2 separate regions of the Homo sapiens genome follow, and region 2 is linked to region 1. Evidence: read pairs that join two places in POLR2A ChIA-PET (ENCODE). Cell type or tissue: GM12878. All regions are shown on one strand. Links, peaks and the distances in the headings refer to the core of each region. The heading gives the core; the rest is flanking DNA. Region 1 overlaps MYH11 (myosin heavy chain 11). Region 2 overlaps MPV17L-BMERB1 (MPV17L-BMERB1 readthrough).

The links. ChIA-PET counts read pairs that join two places held together with the same protein. Peaks named below come from ENCODE experiments on the same cell type or tissue, not always from the same donor. Only the 100,000 strongest peaks of a DNase experiment are listed, where the experiment ranks them.
Region 2: POLR2A ChIA-PET joins it to region 1 with 9 read pairs; 2 of 35 experiments call an interaction of 5 or more read pairs at or near these places.

What each region holds. Positions count from the first base shown.
Region 1 is chr16:15,752,796-15,759,379 of GRCh38, reverse strand. It overlaps MYH11 (myosin heavy chain 11), which reads left to right. Exons shown (of 41, transcript NM_002474.3): 13 at 1,380-1,553; 14 at 2,866-3,039; 15 at 5,872-5,986. LOC124903650 (a long non-coding RNA gene) reads right to left here and starts at 445. Exons shown (of 2, transcript XR_007065004.1): 1 at 251-445; 2 at 1-157. RefSeq lists enhancers at 945-1,578, 1,579-2,212. In GM12878, for the core only: a CTCF peak has its summit at 2,639 (motif pointing right); DNase peaks (open chromatin) are centred at 2,659 and 3,071.
Region 2 is chr16:15,556,276-15,562,859 of GRCh38, reverse strand. All of the region lies in intron 2 of MPV17L-BMERB1 (MPV17L-BMERB1 readthrough), which reads right to left. The region is part of intron 2 of BMERB1 (bMERB domain containing 1); the gene reads right to left. Among named protein-coding and RNA genes, the nearest start is that of MIR6506, 52 kb to the left of the region's middle. In GM12878, for the core only: no CTCF peak of the experiment used is centred there; no DNase peak of the experiment used is centred there.

The sequences.
Region 1 (6,584 bases), core at 515-5,514:
GCCAGACATGTAGCTGGATCCCGTAGGCAGGGTCTGATCTCCCGCCATCGTTCTCTCTCTCTCTCTGCCTTCCTCCATATTGGCTCCATTCTCAAGCAGGCTCTCCCCTCACGGGGGCAAGATGGCTGCCACAGCTCCAGACTGCCTCTCAGTAATCCTGGTAAAAAAAAAAAAAAAAAAAAAGCACATATCTCTTTTCTAACAGTTCCAACCAAAATCTTGGAATTAAGTCTCACTGACTCTTACTCACCTGAATTGGGCTACATGGTCACCTCCAAGCCAAGAACTGTTTGCAGGAGCTTGCAATACCTCATGTAGTAGAAACATGGATATTGGATCCTTTACCCATGGGTTTGAAGAAAGTTCTCAGAGAAAGGGAAGGTTTTTTTTTTGTCTTGTCTTGTTTTTTTTTTTTTGAGACAGAGTCTTGCTCTGTCGCCCAGACTGGAATGCAGTGTCACAATTTTGTCTCACTGCTGCCTCCGCCTCCTGGGTTCAAGCAATTCTCTTGTCTCAGCCTCCTGAGTAGCTGGGACTACAGGAGTGTACCACTGTGCCCAGCTAATTTTTTTTTTTTTTTTAGACAGAGTCTCGCTCTGTTGCCCAGGCCGGAGTGCAGTAGTGCAATCTTGGCTCACCGCAACCTCCGCCTCCCAGGTTCAAGTGATTCTCCTGCCTCAGCCTCTCGAGTAGCTGGGATTAGTGCCACCATGCCTGGCTACTTTTTTTTTTTTTTTTGGTAGAGACAGAGTTTCACCCTGTTGGCCAGGCTAGTCTCAAACTCCTGATCTCAAATGATCCACCAGCCTCGGCCTCCCAAAGTGCTGGGATTACAGGTATGAGCCACTGTGCTTGGCCAATTTTTGTATTTTTAGTGGAGAGAGGTTTCGCTATGCTTGCCAGGCTGGTCGCAAACTCCTGACCTCAAGTGATCCTCCCGCCTTGGCCTCCCTAAGTGCTGGGATTACAATCATGAGCACTACACCCAGCCAGGAGGTTTTAAGATTGATAGATGTCCCGAAAGAAGTGTACTACCGAGTCACTTTCTCTCTGCGCCTCTGTTTTCACATCTGTAAAATGTTTCCACATCTGTACATGCAGTAGCGTGCCTTACGAGGTTTGTCCATCCATAGATGGTTGTGCAGATGGAGGAGATAAGCATCTTTAAGGTGTGTGAGGGCCATGTGATATCAACTTCACCAGCCCTGGTGGACTCTAGGCAGCATGTTTTGGGGCCTCAGCCCTGTCTGGGTGCTGGGATGGCAGAACAGGATGTGGGCGGGCCATGGGGGCGCTGTCGGGTGGAGCTTCTGTGGGGCTCCTTGTCTTCTGACTTCATACCAAGATGCTCACGCCCCGCCCCCACGCCATGTGCTCAGGTGAACTCCTTCGAGCAGCTGTGCATCAACTACACCAACGAGAAGCTGCAGCAGCTCTTCAACCACACCATGTTCATCCTGGAGCAGGAGGAGTACCAGCGCGAGGGCATCGAGTGGAACTTCATCGACTTTGGGCTGGACCTACAGCCCTGCATCGAGCTCATCGAGCGACCGGTGAGGGGCACGTGGGCGTGCGGGGCTCCGTCACACCTTGTACACGTGTGTGGCCTCTGTGGAGCCGACGTGGACCCCACACTCTCCCCATGCACATAGCATTCCCCCACCCAATCCATCACCCAGTCCTGAAAGGCTGTAAGCTGAATCCTTGTGAACTCTTACAATTTCCATTAACCCACATTTTCATATCAAAGGTATTTTCTTTAATTTCTGCCTTCCTTCCATCCTCTTTTTTCTTCCTTTTTTTCTTCCCTACCCTCTTTCCCTTCCCTTTCCTTCTCTGCCATTGCTTTTTTTTTTTTTTTTTTTTTTTTTATGACATGGTCTGACTCTGTTGCCCAGGCTGGAGTGCAGTGGCACAATCTTGCCTCACTGCAACCTCCACCTCCCTGCCTCAAGTGATCCTCCCGCCTCAGCCTCCCAAGTGGCTGAGACTACAGGCGTGCACCACCACGCCCACCTAACTTTTGTATTTTCAGTAGAGACAGGGTTTCTACTAATTAGCCGGGCCTGGTGGTGCACGCCTGTGGTCCCAGCTATTTGGGAGGCTGAGGTGGGAGGATTGCTTGAGCCCTGGAGGCAGAGGTTGCTGTAAGCCGAGATTGCGCCACTGCATTCCAGCCTGGATAACAGAGTGAGACCCTGTCTCCAAAAAAAACTTTTCTAACAGGAACCCTAGGTGAATTCAAGTCAAGCAACAAATTCATTTGCAAGAATTATGAACTCGGCCGGGCGCGGTGGCTCATGCCTGTAATCCCAGCACTTTGGGAGGCCGAGGCGGGCGGATCACGAGGTCAGGAGATGGAGACCATCCTGGCTAACACGGTGAAACCCCGCCTCTACTAAAAATAGAAAAAATCAGCCGGGCGCCGTGGCAGGCGCCTGTAGTCCCAGCTACTCGGGAGGCTGAGGCAGGAGAATGGCGTGAACCCAGGAAGCGGAGCTTGCAGTGAGTCGAGATCGCGCCACTGCACCGTCTGCCTGGGCGACAAGGCAAAACTCTGTCTCAAAAAAAAAAAAAAAAAAAAAAGAGTTATGAACTCTTCATGATGTTGCCTGCGTGTTGCCCACTAGGGGGCGGCAGCAAACATTATGTTCTGCCTTCCATCCCTGTTACTGGTCCATTGGGCACAGGGTAATTTGAAGGTAGATTTGGAAGCATGGGGGTCATAAACTCATCTTTATATGTGGGCAAATACAGTATCAGATCTCGGCGGATGCCCATGCGTTGTGTATAGTTGGCCAGCTCTTCATGGAATGCCTGAGGTTGGGTGTTCTCTCTGATTCAAGCCCTACTTGTCTCCCACAGAACAACCCTCCAGGTGTGCTGGCCCTGCTGGACGAGGAATGCTGGTTCCCCAAAGCCACGGACAAGTCTTTCGTGGAGAAGCTGTGCACGGAGCAGGGCAGCCACCCCAAGTTCCAGAAGCCCAAGCAGCTCAAGGACAAGACTGAGTTCTCCATCATCCATTATGCTGGGAAGGTACCAGCCACAGGGCCCAGGGGACTCTGTCTCAGGGGACCCCCAGTGGCTGCTCAGCGCAGAGACAGTCTGAGAGTGGCAGAACCTTGGGCTGCCTGGAAACTGCAAAGCCATCTGCTGCTAAGCGAATCCCAACCAAGTCCTATTCGTAATTTGTCTACGCATCTGTAAGGCATCAGCTGTAGCCACTCTCATGTTTTCCAACCGTGACGTCCAGACAGTTATTTCTTTCTGTTTTTGTTGGAGACAGGGTCTCGCTTTGTCGCCCAGGCTGGAGTGCAGTGGTGCGATCATAGCTCACTACAGCCTCAACCTCCTGGGCTCACACGATCCTCCTGCCTCAGCTTCCCAAGTAGCTGGGACTACAGGTGTACACCACCATGCCCAGCTAAAATCTTTTTTCCTTTTTGAGATGGAATTTTGCTCTTGTCATCCAGGCTGGAGTGCAATGGCGTGATCTCTGCTAACTGCAACCTCTCCCTCCGGGTTCAAGAGATTCTCCTGCCTCAGCCTCCCAAATAGCTGGGATTACAGGCACCTGCCACCACACCCAGCTAATTTTTGTATTTTTAGTAGAGAAGGGTTTCGCCATGTTGGCCAGGCTGGTCTCAAACTCCTGACCTCAGGTGATCCACCCGCCTCGGCCTCCCAAGGTGCTAGGATTACAGGCATGAGCCACCGTGCCTGGCCGCCCAGCTAAATTTTTAAATTATGTATAGATATGGGGTCTTGCTGTGTTGCCCAGGCTGGTCTTGAATTCCTGGGCTCAAGAGATCTCCCTGCCTCGGCTTCCTGAAGTGCTGGGATTATGAGCACGAGCCACTGTACCTGGCCTCAGCCTGCTTTTCTTGTATAGACTCTAAATCCTTCCTGCTACAAGTTATACCCAACAGGCGGGGCCAACTGGAATGGGGTGACTAATACATCCACACCTGGCTTCAACAAAAATCTCCCATGTCACGGTCTTGAGTTTGCTATTGCCAGCCTGCTCTGGCCAGGGAAATCTATGATAGTTGTATTCATCATCATCATCATCATCATCAACATGCCTTGGCTGTTATTGTATAGGCCCTTGCCCTGTGGCTCTCAAGAGTCCTGGATAATGTACAAAGGACATAGCTTAGTCTGGCTTGCAGAATTGTAGTATTCTATTGACTCCTCAGTACCTCCACTGCATCATGGGCACAAACAATGCTCTCTACCAGGGCCTGGCAACAGAGTCCGATCTGGCCCACAGCTTGTTATTGTAAATAAAGTTTTATTGGAACACAGCCATGCCCATTTGTATGCATAATGTCTATGGCTGGCTGCTTTTGTATACTACAGTGCTAGAGTTGAGTAGCTGCGACAAAGACTGTATGACTTGGCTGGGTGTGGTGGCTCACGCCTGTAACCCCAGCACCAAGGCAGGTGGATTACTTGAGGTCAGCAGTTTGAGACCAGCCTGGCCAACATGGCGAAAGCCCGTCTCTGCTAAAAATAAAAAATAAAAAAAATTTAAAAATTAGCCAGCTGTGAGATTACAGGCACACAACTGTAACCTCAGCTACTCAGGAGGCTGAGGCAAGAGAACTGCTTGACCCAGGAAGTTGGAGGTTGCAGTGAGCTGAGACTGCACCACTGCACTCCAGACTGGGCAACAGAGAACCACTCTGTCTCAAAAACCAAAACAAACAAACAAACAAAACATTGTATGACTTGCCAAGCCAAAAATATCTACTATCTGGGCCTTCACCAAAAGTTTCCCAACTCCTAGCCTATATTCAAGGGGGTATATGTTCCTTTAAGCATATAGAGACAACACTTTTCTTTTCCCTACTTCATCAGTGGATTTTTTTTATTATTATTTTCAGTCTTCTCTCAGATCAAGCCTACCTATTATCCTGATAACCCACATCCCATGATAACCCAGCAAAGCTGTATTATCAGTTCCTTTCATTTAATATTCACCATAGTAAAAATTACGGCTTTGGGCATTGTCATTGTTTGAGTCAGGAATGTAAAAAGCCTATATGTCCTTTTTCTGTATATCCATATATCAGGATCTCTGAGTTACAAATTATGCTCATTAGAGAGTGGAAAATAGGATGCCATGCTTAATTAATTTATTTATTTAATTATTTTGAGACAGAGTCTCACTCTGTCACCCAGGCTGGAGTTCAGTGGCGCAATCTCAGCTCACTGCAATCTCCGCCTCCCAGGCTGAAGCGATTCTCCTGCCTCAGCCTCCCGAGTAGCTGGCATTACAGGTGTGCACCACCATGCCTGGCTAATTTTTTTTTTTTTTTTGTATTTTTAGTAGACATGGGGTTTCACCATGTTGGTCAGGTTGGTCTTGAACGCCTGACCTCAAATGATCCACCCACCTTGGCCTTCCACAGTGCTGGGATTACCAGTGTGAACCACCACGCTTGGCTGCCATGCTTAATTTCTAAACCAGGATGATTGGGAAGATGATGAGGGGGGAGTTTTGCATGTCGGCAGGAGGGCATCTGCCGTCATGAAATCTCTTAATAGTGTATAACTCACAGGTACTGTGCTGGCTTAGGAGGAGGGAGGCTACCACAGCAGCGTTAGTAGGAGAATATGGAATGGAAACTAGGCTTTCCCAGCAATGGCTATCACTGGCTGATGTCCTACTACGTGGGCACAGGTCCCTGGGCTGTTGGTCTCTTCACTGGTGTTTGTGGAGTCCCATCATGGTGGTCATAAACGTCATTTCCTCTCTGACCTCAGAAGATCTGGAAGGACAATGGGAGGGCTGGGGTCCTGGCCTTGGTTTCTAAGTTTCTAGTTTCCCAGGGGTTCTGACCAGCAGGGTGTCCTTGGCAGGTGGACTATAATGCGAGTGCCTGGCTGACCAAGAATATGGACCCGCTGAATGACAACGTGACTTCCCTGCTCAATGCCTCCTCCGACAAGTTTGTGGCCGACCTGTGGAAGGACGGTAAGGCCTTCTCTGCTCGGGTCCATGTTCTGCTTTGAGCTGGAGAATTGAACACCCAAGTCCCCCGACTCTCACACCTGCCCCAGGAGGGGAGGCCTTTACATGGGGGCAGGGGAAGGAAGAGCATTGGCATGGGCTGGTGATGTCTCGTTGAAACAATTTCTTCCTGAGTGGGGGTCCCTGAGCCCCTCAATCCTACATGTCCCGAGGGGATTGAGGTCCTGAGGTCAGGGCTCAGGCAATAGAGGAGAAACAGCATGCCAGGCACGGGGAGTTAGACTGCCCTGTCCAGAGTCAGAAGGACTTCACTGTATCTTGTCTCTGCCACCTCCTAGCTCTGTGGTCTTGGATGAGTCACTTGATGTCATTAAGCTTCATTGTCCTCATTAGTAAAACAGGAGATGCAATAATAGTTGCCGTCTCTACTAGAGGTATTATGAGGGTTAAATTAGACCAGTGATGCTCAAACTCAAGCAGGCATCATGACCCCCTGGAAGGCTTTGTTTATTTATTTAGGGACAGAGTCTTGCTTTGTCACCCAGGCTGGAGGGCGGTGGTGCAATCTTGGCTCACTGCAGCCTCCACCTTCTGGGTTCCA
Region 2 (6,584 bases), core at 967-5,966, 200 kb after region 1:
TAGCAGGTGACAGCTGCCTCGAATGAGCGTGGACTTGCCGGGAGGGCACAGACTGTTCCCGTGAGTTTCTATCAGCGATCGTTCAACTGGAGAGACTCCAGACGCTTTTGCAGAGATCAGGCTACATCAGGGCAATCTTGGTCCCCAGGAACATTTGGCAATGCCTGGAGACATATTTGGTTATTATAATTGAGTGTGTGTTGGGGAGGGGTGTGGTTGCTACTGGCATCTAGTGGGTAGAGACCAGGGACACTGCTAAACATCCTACTGTGCACAGAACAGCTCCCACAACAGAAAGTGAGCCAGCCACCATGTCAATCACACTGAAGTTGAGGAATCTTGGATTCTAACCACAGAATTATCAAATTATTGATAATTTTTGAGAGGTAAGAGAGGAGAAGATGGAGAAAGGACAAAAGGAGAGACAGGTAGTGATTAGGAGGCAGAGTTTTGGCACCAAACAACTCTGGCTCAAAGGGCCATGGTACAGTGACTTCCTTTTCTGTCTCACCTAACTCATTTTTAATTATTTATTTATGTTTTTTTTTTTTTTTTTGAAAAAGAGTTTTGCTCTCGTTGCCTAGGCTGGAGTGCAATGGCGCGATCTTGGCTCATTGCAACCTTTGCCTCCCGGGTTCAAGTGATTCTCCTACCTAAGCCTTCCAAGTAGCTGAGATTACAGGCATGCACCACCAGGCCCAGCTAATTTTTTTTTTTTTGGACGAGATTTCACCATGTTGATCAGGCTGGTCTCGAACACCTGATCTCAGGTGATCCACCTGCCTCAGCTTCCCAAAGTGCTGGGATGATAGGCGTGAGCCACCGCACCTAGCCGTCATGTTTTAAATAGGAATAATGGCAGTACTATTTGCTGGGATTATTATGCACATCAAGCATTAAGCACAGTGCCTGGGACCTACACAGTCAAATGCCCAGTAAATGCTATCTACTATTATTATGTTTTTTAGAGACAGGGTCTAGCTCTATCACCCAGGCTGGAGTTCAGCAGTGCAATCATAGCTCACTGCAGCTTCGAACGCCAGGGGTAAAAGGATTTGCCTGCCTCAGCCTTCCAAGTAGCTAGGACTTTAGGCATATGCCCCTACACTCAGCTAATTTTTAAATTTTTTGTAGAGACAGAATCTTGCCATGTTGGCCAAGATGGTCTAGAACTCCTAGCCTCAAGCGATCCTCCCATGTCAGCCTCCCAAAGCACTGGGATTACAGGCATGAGCCACCACCCTTGGCCTTTACTATTATTATCATTAGCTGTGAGAAAGAAGCAGAGAATGGCTGGGTGGGGTGGCTCACACCTGTAATCCCAGCACTTTGGGAGGCCGAGGTGGAAGGATCACTTGAAGTCAGGAGTTCAAGACCAGCCTGGCCAACGTGGTGAGACCCTTTCTCTACTAAAAATATAAAAATTAGCCAGGTGTGGTGGCACATGCCTGTAATCCCCAGTTCTCAGGAGGCTGAAGCAGGAGAATCGCTTGAACCCAGGAGGCAGAGGTTGCAGTGAGTCAAGATCATGCCACTGCACTCCAGCCTGGCCAACAGAGTGAGACTCCTTCTCCCAAAAAAAAAAAAAAAAAAAAAAAAAAAATGGCCGGCGTGGTGGCTCACACCTGTAATCCTAGCAGTTTGGAAGGCTGAGGTGGGCAGGTCACAAGGTCAAGAGATCAAGACCATCCTGGCCAACTTGGTGAAATCCTGTCTCTACTAAAAATACAAAAATTAGCCGGGCATGGTTGGTAGTGGGCGCCTGTAATCCCAGCTACTCAGGAAGCTGAGGCAGGAGAATACTTGAACCCAGGAGGCAGAGATTGCGGTGAGCTGAGATCGTGCCACTGCACTCCAGCCTGGCAACAGAGCGAGACTCCGTCTCAAAAAAAAAAAAAAAAAAAAAAGCAGCAGAGAAAAAAGGAAAGAGAAAATGATGTGGAAGAAGCACTATTTCTGAGGAATGGAGCTAACAAGTAAAACCTTTTTAAAAATAACTTTCAGTGCTTATACTCTTCTTTGTAAAAGTTTTTATTTTTATTTATTTATTTTATTTTATTTTATTTTGAGATGGAGTCTGGCTCTGTCACCCAGGCTGGAATGCAGTGGCACAATCTCAGCTCACTGCAATCTCTGCCTCCTGGGCTCAAGCCATCCTCCCTCCTCAGCCTCCAGAGTAGCTGGGACTACAGGGAGGCGCCACCACACCTGGAGAATTTTTTGTATTTTTGGTAGAGAAGGGGTTTTGCCATGTTGCCCAGGCTGGTCTCAAACTCCTGGACTCAAGCAATCCACCCACCTCAGCCTCCCAAAGTGCTGGGATTACAGGCATGAGCCACTATGCCTGGCCAATAAAAGTTTGTAAATGGCAATTTTATCTGATTATAGAATGGATCCCTAATCATTGTAGAAATTTTGGAAAATACAAACAAGTACAAAGAAGGAAGATGAAAGTATGCAGAACCTTGACCTACGTGTAGCAGAGGCCACTTCTACTCCGAGGGTTCTGGTGTATTTCACAGCAATCTTTTTCCTCCATGTAACCTAAGGGTGGCGGGCATGCCCTGGGGGCCTTTGCCCTGGCCCTTTGTCCACCTCCAAGGCTGCCCTTAGCATGTCATTGAATCCTCCCAAAAGATCCAAGCCCACAACCCATTGACAAGCGAGGTGGAGCTCTACAGAACTGCTGACGGGATTCACGCTGCAGGACTCCATCAACGTCCCTATGAGATGGCTCTGTTTTCCTCATGTCTCATCTCTTCTCTCTCTCTCTCTACCTCCTCCACACACCTTCCGCTAAAGGAGGACCATCAGGTCCTAAATCAAGCTTGTCCAAATTAGGCCCAGGATGGCTTTTGAAGGCAGCCCAACACAAATTTGTAAACCTTTTTAAAACATGAGATTTTTTTTGTGTGTGATTTTTTTTTTAAGCTCATCAGCTATTGTTACTATAAGTGTATTTTATGTGTGGTCCAAGACAATTCTTCCAATGTGGCCCAGGGAAGACAAAAGATTGGACACCCCTGTCCTGAATTACTCAGCTCTGTTCTTCAACTTACAAACCCCAGTTGGCAAAACCAAAAGCTTCATGGTCCTTTGAACATCCTTCCAAGAAAGAAGCTTGTCCCCCGACCCCAAGCTGTCCATCAGGGTTAGGTGTCCATTCACGTAACTAAAAATCAAGTCTTTTTCTGGAATATGGAAGGATGGGTTCTGCCATTAAGGCAAACAAGAAGTCAGCATTTACGGAGCATTTACATGTAAATGCACTTTCTGTGCATAAACTCTTCTAGACCGTCACAGCAGTCCAGGAAGAGAAACATTGTTTTTAGCTCTATTTTACAGATGAGTACATGGAGGTTAAGCAACACACCCAAAGCTCTGCACTGGTAAGTGGCCTTCCAGATTCAGCCCTAGCTCCTGCTCTTGACAATTTCACCGTGTTGTCTCCTCTCCATGTGGCTCCATGAGTTGCAGCGGGCATGACTGGTTGTAGACCTTCCCCTCCCGCTTTCTCCCAGAGCTCTGATTTGTCCAGGAGGCAACCTGCCCTGCCTTGATGGAAGCCAGTCACAGAATCCCATTTGCTTTGGCTAGACACATACTTTTCCAGGCTCTCTTGCAAGTGGAGGTAGCTATGACATCTACTCTGGGCCAATGAAATGTAAGAGAACAACTTTAAGCAACCATTACCATAGTCACGTATGTGTCATAGTGCCATATAGGTGACATATGACATATATGTAACATAATGACATATAGTGACATATATAAGGAAGCCAGTGGAGGGTTTAGTTAAATATCATTTGGCTGCTTGACTTTTAGCTATATAAGTTTTAAGATCAGCTAGAAGTAAGTGGTTAAAAGCAAGCAAGGCAAGTTAAGTTTGGTGGGCTTAGAGAAAGCCCTTAAGAGAAACTCCGCTTGGGCAGGCTTCTGGGAAGGATAATTAGGGCCTTCGGTTCTCCCCTGTCCTGGTCCTAAGCTCCTACAGCCACTCACGTGAGAATGGCGAAACCGAACGCTAACCTGATGAAGCCCACCAAACTTAACTTGCCTTGCTTGCTTTTAACCACTTACTTCTAGCTGGTCTTAAAACTTATATAGCTAAAAGTCAAGCAGCCAAATGATATATACCTAACCCCCCCACCGGCTTCCTTACATATGTCACTATATGTCATTATGGTACATATATGTCATATGTCACATATATGTCGCTACGACACATATGTGACTACGGTAATGGTTGCTTAAAGTTGTTTTTCAGGACTATGGGGGCAGCTCCTGTCCAGTTCGAACCCGTTGAGATCAATGACCCTTCAACTGAACCTGTGCAAATGCCGGAGAAGTGACCTTTTGACGTCAGAGGGCCCAAAACTCCCCGAGATCATGCTAATGCTGCCATTTTCTAAACATGCACCCTATGAAGATCCAGGAAGCTTGGCTATGTATGTGCAGATTGCCAATGACCTCACTTTTCCTTGCCTCCAATCACCTCTTCCCACACTTTAGACCACCCTGCTCCTTTATTCCATAAAGATCCCTAAATTCCATCTTCAGGGAGGCAAGTATGAGACCTTTTCTCCTGCCTCCTTGCTTGGCTGCGTTGGTGTGAATAAATTCTTTTCTTTTGCCAAATCCATCATAACAGCGATTGGCTTACTACCCATGGGCAGAAGGGGACAGGTTCGCTATCTAGGGCAGAGGGGAGGAAAGGAAACAGCCAGACCCTTGATAGCATCCTGGGGCCACCCCACTGACCCTCGGGCCACCTGCATCTGGACTGCTTATCAAGTCAAAAAAAATTTTTTTTTTTGAGACGGAGTCTAGCTCTGTTGCCCAGGCTGGAGTGCAGTGGCATGATCTCGGCTCACTGCAACCTCCGCCTCACAGGTTGAAGCCATTCTCTGCCTCAGCTTCCCGAGTAGCTGGGATTACAGGCATCCACCACCAAGCCTGGCTAATTTTTGTATTTTTAGGAGAGATGGAGTTTCACCATCTTGGCCAGGCTGGTCTTGAACTCCTTACCTCGTGATCCACCTGCCTCAGCCTCCGAAAGTGTTGGGATTACAGGTGTGAGCCACTGTGTCCAGCCTCAAGTAAATATTAAATGTCCTTATGACTTAAGTAGTGTGAACAACTGACTTGGTTTGCCTGGGGCTGTCCCAGTTTCTGCACTGCAGTTTCCAGATCCTTGGAAACCTCTCAGTCCCAGGCAAACAGAGACAGCTGGTCACCCAAGATTTAAGACACTAGTCGTCGGACGCTGTGTTACTTGCAGCTGAAGACATTTTCACAGATACATATGTGTGGATAGGTGCATTTTTAATGTGTATTGGATCAAGACATACAGCTGTCCTGCTCATTGCAAGCATGACATCATGATGATTTTCCAATGCCATTAAATCATATTGTTCAAAAGACATGTGAATAGTTCATGCAAAGTGCTTTAAAAGCATAGCTGGAAGTTCGAATAAGCCATGCTTTAGAAGCATGGCTGGAACTTTGAATAAGCCACATTAGTCCAGGTCTCTGTACCATTAGGGCTGAACCTGGAAATCAAACTCTGCTGCTGCCGGCTCGTTCCAGAGAGAGATGTTATCTTCAAGAACCTGATTAATGTTCGGAAGGAAAAGAAAGCCAACCCGTGTCATTCAGCATCTTGGTCTTTCACGCTGGGACGATAGGGGAAAGCGGGTCATTTTTATCAGCGTTGGGTGCGGAGAGGTGATCAGGCCCTGCTGGAATAATAGAGCTGCTGCTTTACAAAATGTTTGTGAAAACGACATGAAATGGAGGCATCAGCAGCTTGAGTTGCAGCCTAATGGAAACCCAGCAGAGACCACGACAAAGGCAGAGGTAGGTTTTCAGAGGCAAGGATTGACTTTTAAAAATAGTCTTTATTGTCTCCTTTTAAAAATAAGTTACAGAGGCTGCAGGTATCTTAAGACAGGTGAGAAAAAGATGTCATGTCTGGGCCGGGCGCGGTGGCTCACGCCTGTAATCCCAGCACTTTGGGAGGCCGAGGAGGGCGGATCACGAGGTCAAGAAATCGAGACCAGCCTGGCCAACATGGTGAAACCCTGTCTCTACTAAAAATACAAAAATTAGCTGGGCGTGGTGGCACGTGCTTGTAGTCCTAGCTACTCAGGAGGCTGAGGCAGGAGAATCACTTGAACCTGGGAGGTGGAGGTTGCAGTGAGCCGAGATTGCACCACTGCACTCCAGCCTGGCAACAGAGCGAGACTCCGTCTCAATAAATAAATAAATAAATAAAAATAAATAAATAAGATGAGGGGTTTAGATGAGCCCTCGAGCCCCATTCTGCAAGCACAGAGAGGATACAACCCGCTTTAGACACAGCCAGATCTCAATGCAGATCTCAGTACCCCCATTGACTGGCTATGACCTACTTTGCTGCTCTCAGCCTCAGTGCTGTCACTGTTGAAAAGGGATTACACCTTTGTCTTGGGGTTGTATGAGAATCAAACAGGCTTGTGTGTGTGGTGCAGGCAGCCCACGGTTTTGCACAGGCAGTGTGGGTGTGTAGGAACAGCCACTTCCATCCACTCCTCCACCCTAGG